Regions from separate parts of the Mus musculus genome. Here region 2 is linked to region 1. The links are chromatin loops, found by intact Hi-C in ENCODE. Cell type or tissue: left cerebral cortex. All regions are shown on one strand. Each heading gives the region's core, and the rest is flanking DNA. Links, peaks and the distances in the headings are about the cores only.

Region 1 (5,132 bases), core at 795-4,794:
GTACTACTCAGCTATTAAAAAGAATGAATTTATGAAATTCCTAGCCAAATGGATGGACCTGGAGGGCATCATCCTGAGTGAGGTAACACATTCACAAAGGAACTCACACAATATGTACTCACTGATAAGTGGATATTAGCCCAAAACCTAAGATACCCAAGATATAAGATACAATTTCCTAAACACATGAAACTCAAGAAAAATGAAGACTGAAGTGTGAACACTATGCCCCTCCTTAGAAGTGGGAACAAAACACCCTTGGAAGGAGTTTCAGAGACAAAGTTTGGAGCTGAGATAAAAGGATGGACCATGTAGACACTAGCATATCCGGGGATCCATCCCATAATCAGCTTCCAAATGCTGACACCATTGCATACACTAGCAAGATTATGCTGAAAGGACCCTGATATAGCTGTCTCTTGTCAGAGTATGCCTGGGCCTAGCAAACATAGAAGTGGATGCTCACAGTCGGCTATTGGATGGATCACATGGCCCCCAATGAAGGAGCTAGAGAAAGTACCAAAGAAGCTAAAGGGATCTGCAACCCTATAGGTGGAACAACATTATGAACTAACCAGTACCCCGGAGCTCTTGACTCTAGCTGCATATGCATCAAAAGATGGCCTAGTCGGCCATCACTGGAAAGAGAGGCCCATTGGACACGCAAACTTTATATGCCCCAGTACAGGGGAATGCCAGGGCCATAAAAGGGGAGTGGGTGTGTAGGGGAGAGGTGGTGGGTGGCTATGGGGGACTTTTGGTATAGCATTGCAAATGTAAATGAGCGAAATACCTAATAAAAAATGGAAAAAAAAAAAGAAGTGGGAATGGGTGGATAGGGGAGCAGGACAGGGGGAGGGTATATGGAACTTTCAGGGTAGCATTTGAAATGTAAATAAAGAAAATATCTAATAAAGAGAAAAGAAAAAAAAAGATTTTTCTATATTTGGAATTACCTGAGAGACCTACCACTGTGTGTGTATTTCTCTATCTCTCTGTCTCTCTGACTCTGTCCATCTCTCTCTTTCTGTCTCTGTCTCTGTCTTTCTCTCTGTATGTGTATGCGTGTGTGTGTGCGCGCTCATGTGTGTGTGCACTCGTGTGTGTATGTGTACAATCACATGTGTGTATTTGGGGATGCAGGGGCCAGAAATGTCCCAGAGGGGTTTAACTAAGGAGGGATATGCCTCCTACACTAAAATTGTGTGGTACCGTGCATGTGCATGTCCTAGACTAAACACAGAGGGACACAATAGAGAGCCATCTATACATTAGTATTCATCCTCCTCTGCTTCCTTAGTTTGGGTAAAACATAATCAGATGCCTCAAATTCTCACCCCTATATTTTTCTTGCTTTGATGGACTATGACCGCCAAGCTGTGGGCTAAAATAAGTCCTTCTCTCAGTTATGTTTGTCACAACAATGAGAAAAACAATATTAATTATTAATTAGCATATGAAAATAAAAAGATAAAGAAAATGGTTACCTTTTGAAATTCCCATTAAGAAATGATGCCAAAGAAAATAATAGTGTTGTGTGGCCTATTCTGAAGTTAATTGACAACAACAGGAAAATATTTTCAAAGAATTTTAAAAGGAGAGGCTTTATTATGCATATGATAATAAATTGAAGACAGGTCAGTTTCTGGTTGGCTGGCTGGATCAGTGTTATAAGTAATGACACCTTGTCATTCACTGTGTCTATACATTTACTGCATAGTCACAGACTTTACTGTAAGTGTTCCTAGTCAACAGTTACATATTCCTAAGTTGACTTTAATGAGCAGAGAAAGGAACATTTCGTCCAAGGCTCCTGTGTATTCAGGGCAAAAATCAGCTTTCAAATCCCTCTTCTCACTGTTATTGGTAACAAATGGACATCCAACCTAAGCCAACTATTCTGACCCCAATAATGCTGACAAAGGGATAACAGGACATGAAGAACCTTAAGGGACTTGCCCCTCAGTTAGAACACAATGAATCAGCAAAGGGGAGCATAAACACCTGCCAGTTTGTCATGGACATTAAAGTTGAAAACCTTGGGTGGGCTTTGCAACTATTAACCCTCTAGGATTCAGAGGCTTTCCCTATATAGATATCAAGAATTAACTTACAAATAACACACATAGCTCATCAGAGAGGGTGATATTTCTCCTCTTTTATTGTAAGCATACAATTTTTATTAAAAAAAGTGTGATAGAGTGAATTATACTAGCTATAGAGTCCGAATATCTTGAATTTCTTGATACCCATTTCAAACTCTGCAGAGAACATCTAACAGGATTTTGATACTGTTTATAATTACTGGGAGAGGCCAGGACTGCATTTGTGAAATGCAAATAGATACGCTGTATCTATAAAGCGCAGATAGTCTCTGCAAGCTCATGCTCCTTCTGCCATCTGTGTGTGTTGTTTGTCATAGGTTCATCTCAAGCTTGCACAGTCTGCAGTGGCAATCAAGGAAAGGTTAGAGTTCAAAGCCCCCTAGCGTCTCCAAAATACCTGGTTTGTACCAGTGCGCATTAATGGTTTTTCCCTCAAAATCAGCTTTGCACCACACAATTTTTCCCTACATAGGAACTAGAATTTGTTTTCATTTTTCAGTTATTTCCAGTTGCTCTCCTCCCTTGCACCACTAGGTGGCACCCAAAGAATCTATGAAAACTATCCCATGGTAGATTTCATTTGTTATTAGGAAAAAGAAAAAAAACCAAGACAAAACAAAAACCAAGCAAATATATCTTCCTTTGACACTGGCCTCTTAAAATGCATCTTAAAATTTAATTCTTTCAGATCCATTATAGCTTTGTACAAAAGACATTCCAGACATTCCTGTACAGTAAGGCTCCTGTCCCTTTGTGTTATATAACAAAAGTTACTCATCCTGGCCTTTTCTTAGTCAGACAGACACTCTGCTCAGCACTGCCTCCTTAAAAACACTTGACTCACTCCACCCTCTGGAGAGATACTTGGCAAATGTCATTCCTACCTTCCCTGTTTAGCATCTGTCTCAACTTGCTGTCAAAGTGTATCCTGAAAAGCCCCCTGGCTGCACTCCTGCCTTCCAGCTTGCTACTTCGGAGTTTCACATTTTTATCTCCTCTAGGTGCTCATAACATGATGATGAAAATCTAGAGAACCAAGTTCTGTGCTGGCTCTCATGAGTCATCATTTCTCTCACTATGGAAGTGTTATTAGACGCGTTCTCACGACCGGCCAGGAAGAACACCACAGACCAGAATCTTCTGCGGCAAAGCTTTATTCTTACATCTTCAGGAACAGAGTGCAAGAAGCAAGAGAGCAAGAAGCAAGAGAGAGCGAGAAGCAAGAGAGCGAAAAAGCAAGAGAGAGAAGCAAGAGAGAGAGAAAAGCAAGAGAGCGAAAAAGCAAGAGAGAGAGAGAACGAAACCCCGTCCCTCTTAAGGAGCATTCTCCTTCGCCTCGGACGTGTCACTCCCTGATTGGCTGCAGCCCATCGGCCGAGTTGACGTCACGGGGAAGGCAGAGCACAAGTAGTCATAAGATACCCTTGGCACATGCGCAGATTATTTGTTTACCACTTAGAACACAGCTGTCAGCGCCATCTTGTAACGGCGAATGTGGGCGCGGCTCCCAACATCTCCCCCTATCCTTTTAATAAGAGCAAATAGGCCACCCATATTAATGAGAGTGGAGATAGAGGTCAAATCCCCAGTGTGTAGGTAAAGGAGCCATGTACAGGATTAGCTCTTAGGCTCACAGGCTTTTACCCAGAGCAACCCTGACCTGCTCCCGTGTCGTTTTGCCTGGGGGAAGGGAACTAGGACACTGAACCTTCATGAAAGATGACATGTCTCCCTAGAATAGGCTCATATATGCCGCAGAGCCTTTCCATTGCAGTGCTTAGCCTTGCAACTCTCTCGGGCTGCTGAAGCACACTCACTCTATCCCGTGCAATGAGACTAGCCTCGTGGGATATAAGAGCTGAGTGGCCAGCGACCTATTGCCTAAGCATAGATAACCATATATCAGGGGGAGCTCCATGTTCTAGTCCTGCAAGCGCCTGGGCAATAACCACCTTGTCTCTCCTAGTTTAGGCCTTAAGCTTACAGACCAATCAAAGAAGCAACACTAATCCACAGCAAAGTGTATCTCCAAATAATATTAATCCCACCCATTTTTTAAAGAAAGAAAATGCTGAGGAGATCCAATTGGGTAATCCTTTGGTCAGGGACAGGTCCAAGCGCGTGGAGTTGACCTGAAGTCTCAATTCCCGAAGGATCTGTTCAAATTCAGCCATCCAATTCTGTAACATATACTGAAAAAGACTTTTTGACAAATTAGCTGTCCTAGTAAATTTAACATACTGAATGGAAATAACACACAATCCCGGAAACTTTTGTTCACATCCCAGCTGAGTTATTTGTCATAATACATCTAGTTGTATCTGGACAAGATCTATGAGTTGATTAACCAGCATGAGACCTCTCTGTATCTTGACATTAGCTGAGGCCTGTTTATCTATGACTGTAGTCACTGAGGCTGACAAAGTGTTAATGGTGTCAGTCATCTGGACCTGTCCAGACAGAGCCAAGGCTGTCTGAATTAAGGCCAAACCCAGTTCCTAGTTAGTGGTAAAAAAGCAGGAGAATACTTGAGCATTATACATCACCGTCATTGGGAGTGGAAATGTCGACATTATCCCCCAACGCTGCTCTCTCTTTATTATTGACGCCCTGGACATCACCAAGACGAGGGACATTAGTATTTCCTTGGTCAGTCTGGATTTTTCGGGTGAGTCTTTCTGGTACCCAAAATGGGTTGTCTTCATTCTGTGGGAAAACACAGACAGCTCCCCTGGATCTTACCAAGATAGGATCCGGGCCATACCATTTATTATCAAGGACATTTTTCCATTTAACCATCTCATTGGGCCTATCTGGCTCTGTACAATGACGTTCAGCCGCAGTATGGCCATGAACATCAATATTTAAAAAATTGAGTGTAAAGAGTGCCATAGACACAGACACTCTTGGTGCTCGGGGTACAGTCTCCTCAAAAGTTCCCCTCTTCTGTTTTATAAGATAGGCTTTGAGGGTGCGATGCGCACGCTCAACAATACCCTGTCCTTGAGGGTTGTATGGAAGTCCAGT
Region 2 (5,132 bases), core at 653-4,652, 920 kb after region 1:
GACTGGTGTGAGGTGGAATCTCAGGGTTGTTTTGATTTGCATTTCCCTGATGATTAAGGATGTTGAACATTTTTTCAGGTGCTTCTCTGCCATTCGGTATTCCTCAGGTGAGAATTCTTTGTTCAGTTCTGAGCCCCATCTTTTAATGGGGTTATTTGATTTTCTGAAGTCCACCTTCTTGAGTTCTTTATATATGTTGGATATTAGTCCCCTATCTGATTTAGGATAGGTAAAGATCCTTTCCCAATCTGTTGGTGGTCTTTTTGTCTTATTGACGGTGTCTTTTGCCTTGCAGAAACTTTGGAGTTTCATTAGGTCCCATTTGTCAATTCTCGATCTTACAGCACAAGCCATTGCTGTTCTGTTCAGGAATTTTTCCCCTGTGCCCATATCTTCAAGGCTTTTCCCCACTTACTCTTCTATAAGTTTCAGTGTCTCTGGTTTTATGTGAAGTTCCTTGATCCACTTAGATTTGACCTTAGTACAAGGAGATAAGTATGGATCGATTCGCATTCTTCTACATGATAACAACCAGTTGTGCCAGCACCAATTGTTGAAAATGCTGTCTTTCTTCCACTGGATGGTTTTAGCTCCCTTGTCGAAGATCAAGTGACCATAGGTGTGTGGGTTCATTTCTGGGTCTTCAATTCTGTTCCATTGGTCTACTTGTCTGTCTCTATACCAGTACCATGCAGTTTTTATCACAATTGCTCTGTAGTAAAGCTTTAGGTCAGGCATGGTGATTCCACCAAAGGTTCTTTTATCCTTTAGAAGAGTTTTTGCTATCCTCGGTTTTTTGTTATTCCAGATGAATTTGCAAATTGCTCCTTCTAATTCGTTGAAGAATTGAGTTGGAATTTTGATGGGGATTGCATTGAATCTGTAGATTGCTTTTGGCACGATAGCCATTTTTACAATGTTGATTCTGCCAATCCATGAGCATGGGAGATCTTTCCATCTTCTGAGATCATCTTTAATTTCTTTCTTCAGAGACTTGAAGTTTTTATCATACAGATCTTTCACTTCCTTAGTTAGAGTCACGCCGAGATATTTTATATTATTTGTGACTATTGAGAAGGGTGTTGTTTCCCTAATTTCTTTCTCAGCATGTTTATTCTTTGTGTAGAGAAAGGCCATTGACTTGTTTGAGTTAATTTTATATCCAGCTACTTCACTGAAGCTGTTTATCAGGTTTAGGAGTTCTCTGGTGGAATTTTTAGGGTCACTTATATATACTATCATATCATCTGCAAAAAGTGATATTTTGACTTCCTCTTTTCCAATTTGTATCCCCTTGATCTCCTTTTGTTGTCGAATTGCTCTGGCTAATACTTCAAGTACTATGTTGAAAAGGTAGGGAGAAAGTGGGCAGCCTTGTCTAGTCCCTGATTTTAGTGGGATTGCTTCCAGCTTCTCTCCATTTACTTTGATGTTGGCTACTGGTTTGCTGTAGATTGCTTTTATCATGTTTAGGTATGGGCCTTGAATTCCTGATCTTTCCAAAACTTTTATCATGAATGGGTGTTGGATCTTGTCAAATGCTTTTTCTGCATCTAAAGAGATGATCTTGTGGTTTTTGTCTTTGAGTTTGTTTATATAATGGATTACATTGATGGATTTTCGTATATTAAACCATCCCTGCATCCCTGGAATAAAACCTACTTGGTCAGGATGGATGATTGCTTTAATGTGTTCTTGGATTCGGTTAGCAAGAATTTTATTGAGGATTTTTGCATCGATATTCATAAGAGAAATTGGTCTGAAGTTCTCTATCTTTGTTGGATCTTTCTGTGGTTTAGGTATCAGAGTAATATTGGCTTCATAAATGAGTTGGGTAGAGTACCTTCTACTTCTATCTCAATTATCCATCTTGAAAAGCCATCTAGTCCACCATATTTCAGATACCAAATCCCTAAAGTTAAAGTATGCCCAACTTCTTTCTGGGTTACTATGAACACTGCAGTAACCGGGTTCTCTGTCACTGGCCGAGTTCTGATAAATTACACTTTGTTTTATTGCCTGGTTATCTGGAGATCTGGAAAAGAATCAAGGAGGAATGGCATTATCTATATTTCTCTGGATTACAGCAGCCTGGGTACACATGACTATGACTTGGTTCCGGTAAAGTCAAACATCAAATGAATCTACTAGTTTCTTTTCAGAAGACGCTTACGTGTTTCAAATGTACCATTCACAATTCCTACTCACTGCAAATGCTTCTTCTGCACCCAGACTGCAAAAATGGAGAGCTCATTGTAACTGAAACCCTGTGAAAACAAATGCTATCCAGTAAAGTCACTGGTTCTGCCCTTCACTGTTTAAGTTGGTGCTGTATTGGCCTTCTGCCCAAAGCCTTCCTCAGAGGAACCTGTTCTAAGAAAACCACCAAAATTCAACACTTTGTTGGTTGGGCTAATGATTAATTTAGACTATAGAATTCTTTTCTTGGATATTTTCTTTATTTACATTTCAAATGTTGTTCCCTTTCCCAGTTTCCCCTCCAGAAACCCCCTATTCCATCCCCCCTTCCCCTGCTTCTATGAGGGTGCTCTCCCCAAGCCCCCACCCACTCCTGACTCCCTTCCCTGGCATTCACCTACACTGGGTCATAACTTTTTCAGTATAGCCCATATATTTGTAAAGAATTATTGAGCTTATAACACATTTTTAAAACCTTCCCATATCCCCAACCTCTATTTTCTTTTTATAAATTAGAATGTTTTCACAGAAAATAGCAGAGGACAAATTTTCCACAGTATGAACTGTCCAGATGAAAAGATCAGAATTTAGTGTATCCATCTGACTTTATCTACCATAATGTAAAGGAATGAGAAAATTGCATAATTTGCTGATTATGCCTTATTAACTACTGAAATTTTCCTGGTGGTGGGTGAAAGTTTGTCACCAGTGTCAAAACATCCCTACTGACACCAACAGTAACAACCTGGAAATTATATACCAGCAGCACAAGGACATCAAGAGCACCCATACCATGACAGACAATGTACAGATTCGGCTTGCTTCCTTTCTCCATCAGCTCTTATGTTCTAGCAGAACCTGAAAATAGGCAGTGTTTTAAAATAAGGCAAACAGCTCTGTCTAGTGGTGAATTTTATGATTGCAATCTAGGTCATGAATAGTTTCTTTTGAAAATCTAAAACTTGGCCAGCAAAGCTGACAGGAAATGGTTATTGTGATCTCTGCTCATTGAACACAAGGGATCAGCACTTAAGGTCATATTTTCTCCATTTTGGGCACTTTTCCTGGTAATTAAGAGAGACAAACAGGTGTGAAACCCACTTCAGGAAAAGGAAATGCAAAAAAAGCATTTAAAAGTGTTAAGCTTTTTTAAAAAGTGAAATTTCACTTTTCAAAAACTTTGTCAAACATAGGAAGAAATCTTAGCCGGGGCCCAACTTTAGCCTGCCTTCCTTTCTTATTTTCATGTCTTTTAATAATAGAACTCCTGAGTCTAGCTCCACATCAAAACTATAGCAGTCTTCACAGGGCAGACAGAAGCCATGGAATGGCAGTTGGGATCCCTGGTTTAACAGCAGTTTCCACAAACGTCTCCAGAATGTTCTCAGAACACTGTGTGTCCAAAACTAAGAATGGAAGCAATTTTCTCTCAGCTCCATCATGAAGCACTCCAAAAGTCAGCAGTTCTTTTGCACACAAAATATGGAGCACCAAGAAAACCTGACTTCCACAGAGCATTATGAAGCACTGTATAAAGCATTTAAAAAGAGGAAAATGGACTTAAGATTGGCGAACAGTCTAAGTGAGGGCTGATATCAGCGACTATTATATTTCTGGCTAAATCATATAGAAAGGATGTTTGCAAATTAAATCAAAGCTTACTGACAGGGAAAATAAGGATAAGGCCATTTTCCTTTTCAATGATGGTACTGACCCAGGGCCTTACATGTACTAGATAAGGTGTCCTACTAACAAACCTCTCCAGAATGTTCTCAGAACACTGTGTGTCTAAAACTAAGAATGGAAGCAATTTTTTCTCTCAACTCCATCATGAAGCACTCCAAAAGTCAGCAGTTCTTTTGCACACAAAATACACACAGTATTTTGCACACAGGCTACTTGTTAACACACAATAGTTATAAGATAATGAGTGTGTGGTTATATTAAAAAATGATGATCAAAACTTTACACCTTTGCATGAATTTGCTAAAGATAATAGCCAAAGGGATATTTAATTTAGTGAAGTAGTTACTTAAGCATTAATATATTCAAGGAATATTTCAGTGCAAAAGAATATTTTCTTTTGAAAAATAATTGTACAACATAGTTGTTTGACAACAAAATTGAAGTAAATTAAAAAGTATAGAAAATGTTTTTGTTCTTAAAAAAACATAAATGCTAGATATGAAGGCAGGACCACCAATGTGTAGGTATATCCTTTAAGATTTCACCTCTGTGAAGCTGAGATAGTGGTATCCTTTTGTTTACAAAAATTATACAGATGTATGAAGACAGAAACTGTAGGGGAAAAAGACTAATTCAGAAGGAAATGTAAGCTTTTTTTCATTTTTTATTTAAATTTTTGGAGTAGACTTCATACATAAGTGTCTACATCATTCTGGTCTTTGCATCCAACCTCTCAAACTCTTGCCATGTCTACTCTTACTAATTCATGATCTGTTCTTTAATGACTATTGCTACACGCACACATGTGTGTATTCACATACATATACAACCTACTGAGTCTTTTTTGTGTTGCTCATATGTGTATGTGTTCACAGCTGAACAACTTTTATGGGTGCTTATCCTTGACAGAAACTGATTCTCACCCTCTCGGGAACGATTATCTGTAGCCATCCACGTAGGTATGGAACTGTAGCCATCCATGTAGGTATGGAACTTCTGTTGGACTATTAACTGGTATTATAATTATGCTACTGTATCCAGACAGCCTTGATGTTGTGAGTTTGTGGGTGTATCTTCTCAGTCATATTTTGGGGCACTATCTGGCAGCATGCACCCTGGACATCTGGCTTTACAAGAATTCTGCCCAGTCTTCCTTGATTGAACCTGTTAAGCATGCTTGCCAAGTTTTAGACTTTTTAGGGCACATTTTAGAAAGAAAAAAAAAGAGTTGCTTTTTAGATGTATCA

What was found. Hi-C counts contacts between places; a loop is a spot of excess contacts. Peaks named below come from ENCODE experiments on the same cell type or tissue, not always from the same donor. Only the 100,000 strongest peaks of a DNase experiment are listed, where the experiment ranks them.
Region 2: a loop joins it to region 1, with 5 times the contacts of the local background. A loop is called at or near these places in 4 of 42 quality-filtered maps.

What each region holds. Positions count from the first base shown.
Region 1 is chr3:61,266,206-61,271,337 of GRCm38, forward strand. No RefSeq gene overlaps it. Among named protein-coding and RNA genes, the nearest start is that of Rap2b, 96 kb to the right of the region's middle. In left cerebral cortex, for the core only: CTCF peaks have their summits at 2,640 (motif pointing right) and 2,842; DNase peaks (open chromatin) are centred at 2,661 and 2,984; H3K27ac peaks cover 815 bases.
Region 2 is chr3:62,189,609-62,194,740 of GRCm38, forward strand. No RefSeq gene overlaps it. Among named protein-coding and RNA genes, the nearest start is that of Arhgef26, 150 kb to the right of the region's middle. In left cerebral cortex, for the core only: a CTCF peak has its summit at 3,111; a DNase peak (open chromatin) is centred at 3,086.